Regions from separate parts of the Homo sapiens genome. Here region 1 is linked to region 2. Evidence: chromatin loops called from intact Hi-C (ENCODE). Cell type or tissue: PC-3. All regions are shown on one strand. Each heading gives the region's core, and the rest is flanking DNA. Links, peaks and the distances in the headings are about the cores only. Region 1 overlaps LINC02661 (long intergenic non-protein coding RNA 2661). Region 2 has its middle 110 kb from the start of LINC02661.

Evidence for each region. Peaks named below come from ENCODE experiments on the same cell type or tissue, not always from the same donor. Only the 100,000 strongest peaks of a DNase experiment are listed, where the experiment ranks them.
Region 1: a loop joins it to region 2, with 2.8 times the contacts of the local background. A loop is called at or near these places in 1 of 110 quality-filtered maps.

The regions. Positions count from the first base shown.
Region 1 is chr10:108,723,835-108,726,636 of GRCh38, forward strand. The region is part of intron 2 of LINC02661 (long intergenic non-protein coding RNA 2661); the gene reads left to right. Among named protein-coding and RNA genes, the nearest start is that of LINC02661, 17 kb to the left of the region's middle. In PC-3, for the core only: no CTCF peak of the experiment used is centred there; no DNase peak of the experiment used is centred there.
Region 2 is chr10:108,597,298-108,600,099 of GRCh38, forward strand. No RefSeq gene overlaps it. Among named protein-coding and RNA genes, the nearest start is that of LINC02661, 110 kb to the right of the region's middle. RefSeq lists enhancers at 543-1,082, 1,083-1,621, 1,205-2,404. In PC-3, for the core only: no CTCF peak of the experiment used is centred there; DNase peaks (open chromatin) are centred at 864 and 1,764; H3K4me3 peaks cover 2,455 bases; H3K27ac peaks cover 2,500 bases.

The sequences.
Region 1 (2,802 bases), core at 16-2,515, 130 kb after region 2:
TTGGACATTTGCGTTGGTTCCAAGTCTTTGCTATTCTGAATAGTGCCACTATAAACATACGTGTGCATGTGTCTTTGTAGCAGCATGATTTATAATCCTTTGGGTATACACCCAGTAATGGGATGGCTGGGTCAAATGGTATTTCTAGTTCTAGATCCCTGAGGAATCGCCACACTGACTTCCACAATGGTTGAACTAGTTTACAGTCCCACCAACAGTGTAAAAGTGCTCCTATTTCTCCACATCCTCTCCAGCACCTGTTGTTTCCTGACTTTTTAATGATTGCCATTCTAAAAGGTGTGAGATGGTATCTCATTGTGGATCTGATTTGCATTTCTCTGATGGCCAGTGATGATGAGCATTTTCTCATGTGTTTTTTGGCTGCATAAATGTCTTCTTTTGAGAAGTGTCTGTTCATATCCTTCACCCACTTTTTGATGGGGTTGTTTGTTTTCTCCTTGTAAATTTGTATGAGTTCATTGTAGATTCTGGATATTAGCCCTTTGTCAGATGAGTAGGTTGCAAAAATTTTCTCCCAATCTGTAGGCTGCCTGTTCACTCTGATGGTAGTTTCTTTTCTTTTGCTGTGCAGAAGCTCTTTAGTTTAATTAGATCCCATTTGTCAATTTTGGCTTTTGTTGCCATTGCTTTTGGTGTTGTAAACATGAAGTCCTTGCCCATGCCAATGTCCTGAATGGTATTGTCTAGGATTTCTTCTAGGGTTTTTATGGTTTTAGGTCTAACATGTAAGTCTTTATTCCATATTGAATTCATTTTTGTATAAGGTATAAGGAAGGGATCCAGTTTCAGCTTTCTACATATGGCTAGCCAGTTTTCCCAGCACCATTTATTAAATAGGGAATCCTTTCCCCATTGCTGGTTTTTCTCAGGTTTGTCAAAGATCAGATGGTTATAGATATGTGGCATTATTTCTGAGGGCTCTGTTCTGTTCCGTTAGTCTATATCTGTTTTTTGAAACCGACAAGAACAAAGACACAACATACCAGAATCTCTGGGACACATTCGAAGGAGTGTGTAGAGGGAAATTTATAGCACTAAATGCCCACAAGAGAAAGCAGGAAAGATCTAAAACTGACACCCTAACATCACAATTAAAAGAACTAGAAAAGCAAGAGCAAACACATTCAAAACCTAGCAGAAGGCAAGAAATAACTAAAATCAGAGCAGAACTGAAGGAAATAGAGACACAAAAAACCCTTCAAAAAATTAATGAATCCAGGAGCTGGTTTTTTGAAAAGATCAACAAAATTGATAGACCGCTAGCGAGACTAACAAAGAAGAAAAGAGAGAAGAATCAAATAGACATAATAAAAAATGATAAAGGGGATATCACCACCGATCCCACAGAAATACAAACTACCATCAGAGAATACTGTAAACAACTCTATGCAAATAAACTAGAAAATCTAGAAGAAATGGATAAATTCCTCGACACATACATCCTCCCAAGACTAAACCAGGAAGAAGGTGAATCTCTGAATAGACCAATAACAGGCTCTGAAATTGTGGCAATTATCAATAGCTTACCAACCAAAAAAAGTCCAGGACCAGATGGATTCACAGCCGAATTCTACCAGAGGTACAAGGAGGAGCCGGTACCATTCCTTCTGAAACTATTCCAATCAATAGAAGAAGAGGGAACCCTCCCTAACTCATTTTATGAGGCCAGCATCATCCTGATACCAAACCTGGGCAGAGACACAACAAAAAACGAGAATTTTAGACCAATATTCTTGATAAACATCGATGCAAAAATCCTCAATAAAATACTGGCAAACCGAATCCAGCAGCACATCAAAAAGCCTATCCACCATGATCAAGTGGGCTTCATCCCCGGCATGCAAGGCTGGTTCAACATATGCAAATCAATAAATTAATCCAACACATAAACAGAACCAAAGACAAAAACCACATGATTATCTCAGTAGATGCAGAAAGGGCCTTTGACAAAATTCAACAACACTTCATGCTAAAAACTCTCAATAAGTTAGGTATTGATGGGACGTATCTCAAAATAATAAGAGCTATCTATGACAAACCCACAGCCAGTATCATACTGAATGGGCAAAAACTGGAAGCATTCCCTTTGAAAACGGGCACAAGAGAGGAATGCCCTCTCTCACCACTCCTATTCAACATAGTGTTGGAAGTTCTGGCCAGGGCAATCAGGGAAGAGAAGGAAATAAAGGGTATTCAATTAGGAAAAGAAGTCAAATTGTCCCTGTTTGCAGACGATGTGATTGTATATCTAGAAAACTCCATTGTCTCAGCCCAAAATCTTCTCAAGCTGATAAGCAACTTCAGCAAAGTCTCAGGATACAAAATCAATGTACAAAAATCACAAGCATTCTTATACACCAACAACAGACAAACAGAGAGCCAAATCATGAGTGAACTCCCATTCACAATTGCTTCAAAGAGAATAAAATACCTAGGAATCCAACTTACAAGGGATGTGAAGGACCTCTTCAAGGAGAACTACAAACCACTGCTCAATGAAATAAAAGAGGATACAAACAAATGGAAGAACATTCCATGCTCATGGGTAGGAAGAATCAATATCATGAAAATGGCCATACTACCCAAGGTAATTTATAGATTCAATGCCATCCCCATCAAGCTACCATTGACTTTCTTCACAGAATTGGAAAAAACTACTTTAAAGTTCATATGGAACCAAAAAGAGCCCACATTGCCAAGTCAATCCTAAGCCAAAAGAGCAAAGCTGGAGGCATCTCGCTACATGACTTCAAACTATACTACAAGATTACAGTAACCAAA
Region 2 (2,802 bases), core at 209-2,708:
ATGTTGCCGTGGAGGACTTGAAGTTTGGCTAGTGAAACTGAGGTCTTAAAGTTTTAATTTTATTCGCTTTTAAATCATTTTAAGTTTAAATAACCACATCTGGCAAGGGAATGCCATATTGGAAAGCACAGGCCTAGAGGCTCATCCAATTTAACTGACTCAAGAAAACTTAACTCATTATCTTCCTTAACAAACCTGCTTCTCCTCTACTTGTATTCCCTATCTCAAGAAATATTACAATCACTATCCAGTTGGCCACTCCAGAAATCTAGAAAGAAACCACCTCAGAATTACCCTCTGCACCCAGTCAGTCAAGAAGTTCTATAAAACCTAGATTCTGTTTTTGTAAAATACATATTTTTTTTATTTCAATGCCTTTGGAGTATGTGGTTTTTGGTTACATGAATGAATTGCATAGTGGTGAAGTCTGACATTTTAGTGCACCTGTCACCTGAGAATTGTAAGCTACACCCAATATGTATCCCTCAACCCCCTACCCTGTACCTTCTGAATCTCCAGTCTATTATATCACTCTGTATCCCTTTGTGTACCCATAGCTTAGCTCCCACTTATAAGTGAGAACATATGTATTTGGTTTTCCATTCCTGAGTTACTTCACTGAGAATAATGTGAAGACTACATTCTAAGTGGTCCTTTATTTGTTGCCTGACCTCTGCATTTTACTACTCCTGCATTTTTCATGCCTCTTTATTTCTTATCTGATTTTACGTAATTCCATTTTGTCTCCCAGTCACTTGTCTCATTGGCCTACACTCATGTATTCACATGACTGCCACAGTCAGCTTTTCAAGCATGTCTGACAATGCCACACCACTGCTCTAAACCCTCTGTGCCCTCCACTGCATTCTGGACATAATCAGGATTCCATTTGATGTTGTGCATCGTCTGGCCCCTTCCTGTCATTCCAGTGCCTTTGTTATTACACAGGTGTGTAGGGGTTCAGTCAGGATGGTGGGAGAAATTGCAAACTAAACAAAAACCTTCTTGGAAGGCTGGAAGGTTTTTGCAAAAGCCTCAGGATAGAGTTATGGCTGAAGGCAGCTTAATCCTCTTTGAGCTATAACAAGGGTAATTAACATAGGAATGTAGAGGAGTCTATCTAACTAGCTTGTTTACTCATATGGTCCTAAGACTAACTTTTGACCATCTGCAGGTACATGATTGCTTTCTACTCAGGGGTGTTGGCAATGGTAATTACCTTCTAGTGGTGTTTACTTGAGACCTTTTGTCATTTAATGTGTGCTGAATAAATGCCAGCAGGGCCAGGGAGTCAAGGCCATGGCTGCTAAGCTTTACAGCACTGTCCTTGGAATCTGTAAGTGGCCTGGATGCTCAGCCAGACTGACAGGCATAATATCTGTGTAAGTGTACGTTATTCATCCACTCTTGGGTCAGGGTCTGTGGGACAGACTCCCACATAGGTGTACTTTCTCTGCATCTCTCTGCATTTGCACGAGCTGTCCCCTTACATTATACTAAAAGCTATCTTTTATCTTATTAAGGACATGCTTATAAAGAAAGCAGAGCCCACAGGCAGCAAGAGCAGGTGCTCTGGATCCTGACAGTCTGGTTTGAAAAGTGGAGCTCACCACTCAGTCTCCCTAATCTTCCACTTCCTTACCTATAAAAGTGGGATAATAAAATCACCTATTCCCCTGGAGTTAATGAGATGATATCTAAAAAACATGTACACTCTGTTTGAGACTAAGTAAACATTCCACAAATGTTTGCTGTCAGGCCTCTGACCCCAAGCTAAGTCATCATATCTCCTGTGACCTGCAAGTCCAGATAGCCTGAAGCAACTGAAGATCCACAAAAGAAGTAAAAATAGCCTTAACTGATGACATTCCACCATTGTGATTTGTTCCTGCCCCACCCTAACTGATAGGATATATTATCCCCCATCCTTAAGAAGGTACTTTGTAATATTCTCCCCCACCCTTAAGAAGGTACTTTGTAACATTCTCCCCGCCCTTGAAAATGTACTTTGTACACCTATTCCAAACCTATAAGAACTAATGATAATCCCATTCCCCTTTGCTGACTCTCTTTTCAGACTCAGCTGCCTGCACCCAGGTGAAATAAACAGCCTTGTTGCTCACACAAAGCCGGTTTGGTGGTCTCTTCACATGGACCCATGTGACATTCGGTGCCGTGACTCAGATTGAGGGACCTCCCTTGGGAGATCAATCCCCTGTCCTCCTGTTCTTTGCTCCGTGAGAAAGATCCACCTACAACCTCGGGTCTTCCGTCCGGCTTACAGTTTCATTTCGCGATTAGCCCTCCCCCAGCTGCCTAACAATTTCCTCTTGAAGAGGTGGCTGGAGCTAAAGGCATAGTCAAGTTTAACGCTCCTTTTTCTTTATCCGACCTCTCCCAAATGAGTTAGTGTTTAGGCTCTTTTTTATCAAATATAAAAACCCAGCCCAGTTCATGGCTCATTTGGCAGCAACCCTGAGAAACTTTACAACCCTAGACCCTGAAAGGTAAGAAAGCCATCTTATTCTCAATATGCATTTTATTACTCAATCTGCTCCCGACATTAAATAAAGCTCCAAAAATTAGATTCCAGCCCGGAAACCCCACAACAGGACTTAACCTCGCCTTCAAGGTGTACAATAATAGAGAGGAGTCTCAATTATTTGCCTCTGCTGTGAGAGAAACCCCAGCCACATCTCCAGCACACAAGAACTTCAAAATGCCTAAGCCACAGCGGTCAGGCATTCCTTCTGGACTTCCTCTCCCAGCATCTTGCTTCAAGTGCCTGAAATCTGGCCACTG